2 separate regions of the Homo sapiens genome follow, and region 1 is linked to region 2. A link is an interaction called in ENCODE POLR2A ChIA-PET data of the cell type or tissue named here. Cell type or tissue: B cell. All regions are shown on one strand. Region 1 overlaps RCOR1 (REST corepressor 1). Region 2 overlaps AMN (amnion associated transmembrane protein).

Region 1 (5,000 bases), 300 kb before region 2:
ACATGACTGTGAAGGCCAGGAAGTCCCAAAATCTGCAGCTGGCAATCTGGAATCCCGAGATAGCTGACAGGGTAAGTTCCAGTTCAAGTCCGAAGGCACGAGAGCCAGGTGAGCCAGTGTCTCAGCTCAAGCAGTGAGACCCAGAGGAGTTCCCTCTTAAACTCAGCCTTTTTGTTCTCTTCAGGCTTTCTGTGGGTTGTATGAGTCCCACCCACATTAAGGAGGGCAGTCTGCTTTACTCAGTCCACGGATTCAAATGTTCATTTTATCTGAAAGCACTGTCACAGATAGACCCAGAATAATGTTTGACCAAACATCTGGGCACTCTATGCTGTAGTCCAGTTGATGCATAAAATTAACCATTACAGAACCTTTTCTTCACTTGACATTTAGAACAGGATGCCAATATAGTCCCTATAAGAGCTAGTCCCTGGCTTCAGCTCCACTACCCGCTCCCCCGCTTTTCTCTCTCTCTCTCTCTTTTCTTTTTTTGTTTTTTTGGAGACTGAGTCTTGCTCTGTTGCCCAGTGACTCACTGCAACTCCAAAAAAAAAAAAAGCCTTACTAATAAAACTCTTAGCCTCTTAGTGGATCCCTCTGGAATGGGCCAATAAGGGGGAAAGCCCAATACCTGAACTTCTCAATGAAAATCCTGGGTTCAAACAATTCTTGTGCTTCAGCCTCCCGAGAGGTGGGATTACAGGCACCCACCGCCATGCCCGGCCAATTTTTGTATTTTTAGTAGAGACGGTGTTCCACCAAGTTGGCCAGGCTAGTCTCGAACTCCTGACCTCAAGTGATCCACCCACTTCGGCCTCCCAAAGTGCTGGGATTACAGGCGTGAGGCACCACGCTCGGCCTCCCCTTTTCTCTACTGCAGTCAGAGGTGCCAACTTGCTCTTTTTTTTTTTTTTTTTGAGACGGTCTCGCTCTGTCACCCAGGCTGGAGTGCAGTGGCATGATCTCTGCTCACTGCAAACTCCACCTCCTGGGCCCAAGCGATCCTCCCACCTCAGCCCCTCCCCAAGTAGCTGGGACTACAGGCGTGCGCCACCACATGCCTGGCTCATTTTTGTATTCAACACGCTGTTTCCTGACCGTAGCTGGATAGGCTTCTGTGTTGGGGGCTTTGCACTCATTCATCTGCCTGAAGTGCCTCCTTGCTGCTGGGCACCTCCTCCCCATCCACATAGCCCATGGCCTTATTCTTGCCACGTGTACTGAAATGTGACATTCTCATGAGGGTTTTCCTCATCAGTCTGTCTCAGTTTTCAGCTGCATCCCCGGCACTTCCTGTTCCCCTTCCTTGTTTTTCTTTTTTCTCATTTACTCTTATCGTCATCTAACACACTTCCTTATTTATCTTGTTTATTGTATGATTCCTTCAACTAGACGGTAAACTGTGAGGTGAGAGGAGAGCTTTTTAAAATCTTGTTGCCTTAACAGCCTCCCCCCCCCCCACCACTGCTTCTAGAATAGTGCCTGGTGCAAATTTGCCTCTCAGTAACAAGTTTTCTGTTTATTTAAAAATACGGACGGAATTTCGAAGCTTTGTGATAGAGATAAAAAAAATGGACAGGAGCTTTTCCCAGGAGGTATACAAAGTATAGGTGTCTGGCCTGGAACTCTCCACAAAGAATACCTTTATTGCTCTACAAATGCTATTTGTAGTCTAAACATGGATGAGCTGATACAATTCTGAAGGCACCTTGCAGCCTTCTCTCCTTGCTTCTAGCTCCACGTGTGTGCGAGTCTGCATATGTGAGTGTAAGGGCAGCACTGTGTTAAAGAGATTTACAAACATCTTTTTAATCCTCATAACAATCCTACACCACACATGTCATCATCCCCTTTGTACAGACCATAAAACTGATATTTAGAGAGCTTAAACGTCTTGCTTGAGGCCTCAAGTGGTAAGTGGCAGAACTCAGCTTGAAGTGACTTGACTATTATTACATTATATGTGACCTCCTAGATAAAGAGATGCCTCCTTATTTTGTGTAAGGCAGAAGTGGGGAGTCTTGGGCAGATTACTTAACCACTGCTATAGTTTGGATGTGGTTTGTCCTTAGCAAACCTCATGTTGAAATTTGATCTCCAGTGTTGGAGGTGGGCCCTAATGGAAGGTGTTTGTGCCATGGGGCTGGAACCCTCATAAATAGATTAATGCCCTCCTGGGTGAGGGGTGAGTGAGTTCTTACTCCTTTAGTTCCTACAAGAGCTGGTTGTTAAAAAGAGCTGGCGCCTCTCTCTTGCTGCTTCTCTGGCCATGTGACCTCTTCACATGCTGGCTCCCCTTCACCTTCCGCCATGTGTGGAAGCAGCCTGAGGCTTTCACCAGATGCCCCATCTTCCAGCCGGCGGAATCATGAGCCAAGTGAATTTCTTTTCTTTGTCAGTTACCCAGTGTCATGTATTCCTTTATAGGAACACTAAAGGGACTAAGACAACCCCTTTAGGTCCTAATCATATACATACTTATAGATTCAAAGTATCTGCTTAGCATGTACTCCATTCAAAGCAACTGTTCAAAGGTAAGAATCCTATCAGGGATCAGTGCAGAAATACGACACCTTACACATTTCTCAGCTTTCACCTTCCCAGAGCTTCCTCGGATTGGTCCTCCTGTTAGTTTCCTGGATCTGAAGGTAATACCTCATCCAGAAGATAAGAAGGGTAGTGGGGACTGTCACCACGAAGGAGCTTTCCTTTTCTGGTTCAAGTTATTTCCCAGCTCCACTCACCTCCGGACTGTTTCATGAAGAATTCCAGAAGTCCCCTTCTCCCTCATAGGAAAGTGCACCGAACCACTCAGATTTAATGGCTTAAAACAACTGCTGGTATTTGAGGATTTGTTCAGGTGGGCAGTTGTGGTTCTGGGCTAATGGGGGCCGGTGTCATCTGCTTGCTCCACTGTGATCTGGAACAGCTGGGCCTTTTTTCTTGGTTACTGTGTAGTCTCACGACCTCTCCTTTTCCAGTGAGGTCTGCAGTAGGACCTGATGGCTTATGCAGTGGTTCAGGGCAAACATTCCCAGAGGAAGGAAACAGAAACTGCCAGTTCTTTTTGAAGTGTAGGCCCAGAACTGGTATATCATCACTTCTGTCACATTTCCCCGATGACTTTGTGTCTCTGACCATCCCAAACTCACTGTGAGAAGTGACTGCATGGGGTGTGGGAGTAGGTCCATTGGGAGTGGACTAGTCCAGACCTTTTTTTTTTTTTTGAGACGGAGTCTTGCTGTGTCGCCTGGGCTGGAGTGCAGTGGCGCAATCTCGGCTCACGGCAAGCCTCGCCTCCCAGGTTCACGCCGTTCTCCTGCCTCAGCCTCCCGAGTAGCTGGGACTACAGGCACCCGCCACCATGCCCAGCTAATTTTTTTTTTTTTTAAGTAGAGACGGGGTTTCACCGTGTTAGCCAGGATGGTCTCGATCTCCTGACCTCATGATCCGCCTGCCTTGGCCTCCCAAAGTGCTGGGATTACAGGTGTGAGCCATCACGCCCGGCCCAGTCCAGACTATTTTTGAGAATAAAAAGGGGCCTATTAAAAATTATGTCAGGTTGACAGACATAAACTGGAACTGTCCTCACCTAGTCTGGACATGTGGGTATCATTATCATCTCTACAACTTGGAGAAAACAACACATAGGTGTGACCTTGAATCTTGAATCTGTTTTCCTGCAGTTCTCCTAATGTGAAAATGTGACTGCATTGAGTATGCATGTGATGTTTTAAATTGAATATAGCTTCTAAGCAGAACCCATCAACTCTTCTTTTCTGTTCTGTTCTTTACTTTTCTTTCTTTTTTTTCTTTTCTTTTTTTGAGACAGGGTCTCACTCTGTCGACCAGGTTGGAGTGCGGTGGCGCGATCTCGTCTCACTGCAACCTCTGCCTCCAGGGTTCAAGCGATTCTCCTGCCTTAGCCTCCCAAGTAGCTGGGACTACAGACTACAAGCGTGAGCCACCACGCCCAGCTAATTTTTTTGTATTTTTAGTAGAGACGGGGTTTCACCATGTTGGCCAGGCTGGTCTTGAACTCCTGACCTCAAGTAGTCTGCACGCCTTGGCCTCCCAAAGTGCTGGGATTACAGGCGTGAGCCACCGTGCCGAGCCACCATCAGATTTTCTTGGTGGGCACTGAATGATGACAGAAAGAGTTTAATTTAACACTGGAGGGAAAAATTGGCTTTGAATTTCCTGAGAAATAATTTCGTTTGTTGGGTTTTTTTTTTTTTTTTGAGATGGAGTCTCGCTCTGTCACCCAGGCTGGAGTGCAGTGGCATGATCTCGGCTCACTGCAAGTTGCGCATCCTGGGTTCACGCCATTCTCCTGCCTCAGCCTCTCCAAGTAGCTGGGACTACAGGCCCCCACCACCACGCCCGGCTCATTTTTTGTATTTTTAGTAGAGACGGGGTTTCAACGTGTTCTCGATGTCCTGACCTCGTGATCTGCCTGCCTCGGCCTCCCAAAGTGCTGGGATTACAAGCGCGAGCCACCGCGCCCGGCCAGTTTGTTGGTTTCTAATAGAGAGCTTTCCTGAAGGATTTTTCGTTCTTTTTTCTTTTTTCCCCCCTGCAAGGGGAATTTTTCAAGACTGATTTTGACTGCATGCTATCCTTTCCTTTCCTTTCCTTTCCTTTCCTTTCCTTTCCTTTCCTTTCCTTTCCTTTCCTTTCCTTTCCTTTTCCTTTTCCTTTTCCTTTCCTTTCCTTTTCCTTTCCTTTCCTTTCTTCTCCCCTCCCCTCCCCTCCCCTCCCCTCCCCTCCCCTCCCCTCTCCTCCCCTCTCCTCTCTCCTCTCTCGTCTCTCCTCTCCTCTTTCTTTTCTTTTTTTTGAGACAGGATCTCACTCTGTCACCTAGACTGAGTGCAGTGAAGTGATTATAGCCCCCTGCAGCCTCAAACTCCTGGGCTCAAGCAGTTCTCCCACTTCAGCCTCCTGAGTAGCTGAGACTATTTGTGCCACTACATCTGGCTAATTTTTAAATTTTTTTTACA
Region 2 (5,000 bases):
CCTGCCTTGGCTGGAGGCTTTGCAAGTCTGCTCACTGTGGACTTGCCTGCAGTGTCCTGTGCTGAACAGAAACCTTCATTTTAATCGACCTAATGCAAAACGCCTTACCTTAGAACTGTGTTTTTTCTGTTTCGTTTGAGAATCGCGTCTGCTCCTCAGTCACAATGGTAATGGACTGTGTACCTATGGGGCACGTGCACCAGCGAGGGCTCCTGCTGTGTTTCTCTCCTTAGAGTGAACCCAGCTTCCAGCATCCTCCGCCTTGCCCTTTTGTTCTAGCACTGCTGGAATCCGTCGTGTGCCTGGGTGTTGTGGGTCTCTCTGAGCCTTGTCTTCAAGTCCACAGGCCGCTTTGCCGACCCTACACTATCCACACAGTGGCTCTGCAGGATGGCTTAATATCCATCCCCTTCACTCCTGCTCCAAGGTTCTTTGTGGATCTCATTGTTGCAGATAAATTGTAGAATAGGTTTGCCAGGTAACAACTACCACCACCACCACCAAAAAAACCCTGGATTTTTTTTTTTTTTTTTTTTGAGATGGAGTCTTGCTCTGCCACCCAGGCTGGAGTGCAGTGGTGTGATCTCGGCTCAGTGCAACCTCTGCCTCCCGGGCTCAAGCGATTCTCCTGCCTGAGCCTCCCAAGTAGCTGAGACTACAGGAATTTTGATTGGGATAAATAACAGCCTTATGCTGTCAAGCCATCCATTCAAGAGCATGGACGGACTCTCTCTAAATATTTCAGGTCATCCATGGCCTCTTTAGCATCTTAAAGTTTTCCCTGTAGAGGTCTTATATTGTATTGGTTAATTCATCAATACTTTGTTAAGTTTGTTTTTTTGAGACAGGGTCTCACTCTGTTGCCCAGGCTGGAGTGCAATGGCGTGATCACGGCTCACTGCAGCCTTGACCTCCCTGGGCGCAAACAATCCTCCCACCTCAGCCTCCCGAGTAGCTGGGACTACAGGCTTGTGCCACCACGCCCGGCTAATTTTTGTAGTTTTTGTAGAGATGGGGGTCTCACTATGTTGGCCAGGCTGGTCTTGAACTCCTGGGCTCGAGTGATATGCCCGCTTCGGCCTTCCAAAGTGTTGGGATTACAGGCATGAGCCACCGCTCCTGGCCTTAAGTTTGGTTTCTATTATAAATGTTGCCCTATATTTAAAAATTATATCCTCTTTTTATTTTTAAATTTTTTGTAGAGATGGAGTCTCACTATGTTTCTCACCAGGCTGATCTCAAACTCCTGGCCTTACCTACTGTGCTCGTCTGTTCAACTATTATGTTACGTTTCTATTTTTCCCCTTCGTTCTTTAAAAAACGGTGTTCTTGGTATGCTTCCTCCTGGGAACCCCTCCCTGTTCCTGAGGCGCTTTGAGCTATGACACATTCCGTCCCCACGGCTCCACCTCTGCACCTGTGGGGGGACTTGCCCTGCTGGCAGTGCCACACCCTCAGGTGTGCACGGAACTGAAGTGTGACCTCACGTCGCTGGGGGTGTTGGCCTCTTGCTCAGGTGCAGTGCTCCTGGAAGGGCCGAAGAGTGGGTCCTGCCTCGGGTGGGCGCGCCCTGCTGTGCTGAGCCCCTCACAACCTGGCAGCAAGGGTTGCCCTGGCCCAGCGCTCACCCTCAGCCCCTGAGGGAGAAGTGCAGAAGCAAGAAGGCAGGAGGCTGAGGTCCTGGCACTTGGAGGAGAGGGGGAGTGAGGGGCGGCCAGTCAGACCCCCCGTATTTCTGCTGACACCCGAGACTTGGGCTGTGGCCCCACTTCTGTGGTGCGGGAGCTGCACGGCCCAGCCCAAGCCTATAGGAAACAGCAGGGGCAACTCCACCTCCCCGCTACACTCCCTGCCTCCTCCTGCACCCCTGGCCGCCAGATGCAGCCTCTCCCTCCCTCCCTCACACACCAAGAGCGCGGCCTCAGACTCCCCAGGAGCCGGGCAACTTTCGAAACTTTAGTTCCTGGAACCTGGGAGCCCTGGGCCTGTGCACGTTCTCAAGGGGCTACGGGGGGAGGCGACAGGCCCTGGCCAGAGTCACCTCCGCCCCAGACTCCCCACGGCTCCGTCTCGCTCCCCGGCTCCGGCTCTGCCCCTGGCCTGTGAGACCTCCAGCTCAGGGACAGGACACTGGGCTGTGCCCGCTTCGGGGCCTTGCCCACGCGGCCCCATCTTTCCCAGGCCAGATCCGCTTCCTCTGCCAGCCTCAGCCAGGCCGAGGACCCCGGGCCTGAGCTCGCCCGGGCTCCTTCCGTGCACAGGGTCTCGGCTTCTCGTCCCAGGGGACTGGGGGCGGGGTGGGCGCGGAGCAGGCCCGGACCCCCGCGTGGCGCCGCCTCAGCCCGTGTCTCTTGCAGCTCCTGCCGCTGGATGGGGAACTCGTCCTGGCTTCAGGAGCCGGATTCGGCGTCTCAGACGTGGGCTCGCACCTGGACTGTGGCGCGGGTGAGGCGGTCGGGCAGGGGCGGGGCTCTGGAAAGGCATGTTCAGGGGCGGGGACTGGAGGGAAGGCGCGTCGAGGGGGGCGAGGACCGGAGGGAGGGCGCCTCCGGGGGCGTGGTTTAGGGAGTGGCGGAAGTGTCCCGAAGCGGGGCTTGGGAGGTCGTGCTCAGACGCGTGGCGTGGCGTGGCGTGGCGTGGTGTGGCGCGGCGCTTGTTCCGTGGAGCTCAGGGATGTGCTCCGGCTCAGGCGAACCTGCCGTCTTCCGCGACTCTGACCGCTTCTCCTGGCATGACCCGCACCTGTGGCGCTCTGGGGACGAGGCACCTGGCCTCTTCTTCGTGGACGCCGAGCGCGTGCCCTGCCGCCACGACGACGTCTTCTTTCCGCCTAGTGCCTCCTTCCGCGTGGGGCTCGGCCCTGGCGCTAGCCCCGTGCGTGTCCGCAGCATCTCGGCTCTGGGCCGGGTGAGCACTGAGGGGAGGGAGGCTCGGGTCCCCTCTCCCCACCTCGGCCCGACCCCGCCCCTCCTGGTCTGCACACGTTGGGTCTGAGCACTCAGGTGAAGTCTCTTCCTCGGGCTGGCTCCGGTGGGGACCCGGCTGCCCGCAGACGTTCACGCGCGACGAGGACCTGGCTGTTTTCCTGGCGTCCCGCGCGGGCCGCCTACGCTTCCACGGGCCGGGCGCGCTGAGCGTGGGCCCCGAGGACTGCGCGGACCCGTCGGGCTGCGTCTGCGGCAACGCGGAGGTGAGCGAGGCCGCAGTGGAGTCGCGGGGGCCGCGCGAGGGTCGGGACTGTGCCCGGGACAGGGCCGCTGCGCTCCCACGGTCTCTCGCCGGCTTGCTTCTCGGAGGCATCGCCCTTCTCGCTGCGGTCCGCTCTGGCCCTCCGCGCTGACCACCGCCCCTCGCACCAGGCGCAGCCGTGGATCTGCGCGGCCCTGCTCCAGCCCCTGGGCGGCCGCTGCCCCCAGGCCGCCTGCCACAGCGCCCTCCGGCCCCAGGGGCAGTGCTGTGACCTCTGTGGTAAGCGCCCCCGCCGGGCCCTGCTTGCTGGGAAGGCCTGGAGGACCAGGTTCGTCCCCCGCCTCAGTTTCCTGCCGGGCCCGGATCCACGGCGCTGACCCCTGCCCTCCCGCCGCAGGAGCCGTTGTGTTGCTGACCCACGGCCCCGCATTTGACCTGGAGCGGTACCGGGCGCGGATACTGGACACCTTCCTGGGTCTGGTAATGGGGCCGCGCGGGCAGCTGAGGGGAGTCCCGACCCCAGCCCTACCGCCTCCGCCTAGGACGCCCCTTCTGCAGGGTCCCTGCGGCTGCTCACTTGCCCACTATCTGCCTCTGCCCTTAGCGTCCCCATAGGCTCGGGGAGGGCGGGGGGCTGAGTCAAACCAACCCCGTCCCCCTCCCCAGCCTCAGTACCACGGGCTGCAGGTGGCCGTGTCCAAGGTGCCACGCTCGTCCCGGCTCCGTGAGGCCGATACGGAGATCCAGGTGGTGCTGGTGGAGAATGGGCCCGAGACAGGCGGAGCGGGGCGGCTGGCCCGGGCCCTCCTGGCGGACGTCGCCGAGAACGGTAACCGCGCCCGCCCCATCCCGCCCCGCCGCGCCTCGCCCCGCCGCGGGGAAGACTGAGCCGGCCCCTCCGTCGCAGGCGAGGCCCTCGGCGTCCTGGAGGCGACCATGCGGGAGTCGGGCGCACACGTCTGGGGCAGCTCCGCGGCTGGGCTGGCGGGCGGCGTGGCGGCTGCCGTGCTGCTGGCGCTGCTGGTCCTGCTGGTGGCGCCGCCGCTGCTGCGCCGCGCGGGGAGGCTCAGGTACGCGGGGCGGGGGCGCGGAGGTGGGGCTGGGGGTTGCTCCGAGGGGCTCACGCTGCGTCCCCGCTACGCCCTCAGGTGGAGGAGGCACGAGGCGGCGGCCCCGGCTGGAGCGCCCCTCGGCTTCCGCAACCCGGTGTTCGACGTGACGGCCTCCGAGGAGCTGGTGAGGGGGCTGGAGGGGGGACCGGGGCCTCCTCGGGGCCGGGACTCGGCGCCGACCGCCGCCTGACCCTGTCACCCCGCAGCCCCTGCCGCGGCGGCTCAGCCTGGTTCCGAAGGCGGCCGCAGACAGCACCAGCCACAGTTACTTCGTCAACCCTCTGTTCGCCGGGGCCGAGGCCGAGGCCTGAGCGGCCGCCTGACCGTCGACCTTGGGGCTCTCCACCCGCTCTGGCCCCAGTCGAACTGGGGGCTAGCCACCTCCTCGTCCAGCCCCCAAACCTCCCCTTCCTTTCCCCCTCCTCCGGGGGCCAAGGACAGGGTGGCCTTACTCAGTAAAGGTGTTTCCTGCACCTGCTGTCAGCCTGGCTATGCCGCCACCGGCCCCGCCCATGAGGACTAGGAGCCCAGCCTTGCGCCGCATTCGCACTGGGGGACATGGGAGGGGTCTAGCTGGCCACTGCTGGAGGCAGCGCTGGTCGTCACCTGGGCGGCCAGAGGCTGGGATCTGCGAAGTTGAACCCAGAACTAGGAGTGGGGCTTCCCCCGCCTTCCGGTGAGGGGAGGGTGAGGAGCTGG

The links. ChIA-PET counts read pairs that join two places held together with the same protein. Peaks named below come from ENCODE experiments on the same cell type or tissue, not always from the same donor. Only the 100,000 strongest peaks of a DNase experiment are listed, where the experiment ranks them.
Region 1: POLR2A ChIA-PET joins it to region 2 with 6 read pairs; 2 of 35 experiments call an interaction of 5 or more read pairs at or near these places.

What each region holds. Positions count from the first base shown.
Region 1 is chr14:102,627,994-102,632,993 of GRCh38, forward strand. The region is part of intron 2 of RCOR1 (REST corepressor 1); the gene reads left to right. Among named protein-coding and RNA genes, the nearest start is that of RCOR1, 38 kb to the left of the region's middle. In B cell, no CTCF peak of the experiment used is centred here; no DNase peak of the experiment used is centred here.
Region 2 is chr14:102,926,069-102,931,068 of GRCh38, forward strand. AMN (amnion associated transmembrane protein) reads left to right here. Exons shown (of 12, transcript NM_030943.4): 4 at 2,358-2,445; 5 at 2,690-2,907; 6 at 3,053-3,190; 7 at 3,360-3,468; 8 at 3,587-3,669; 9 at 3,856-4,018; 10 at 4,097-4,259; 11 at 4,338-4,425; 12 at 4,508-4,774. The coding sequence ends at 4,612. Among named protein-coding and RNA genes, the nearest start is that of AMN, 5.9 kb to the left of the region's middle. RefSeq lists silencers at 2,231-2,420, 3,950-4,209. In B cell, no CTCF peak of the experiment used is centred here; DNase peaks (open chromatin) are centred at 2,543, 3,363 and 3,773; H3K4me3 peaks cover 2,821 bases; H3K27me3 peaks cover 2,381 bases.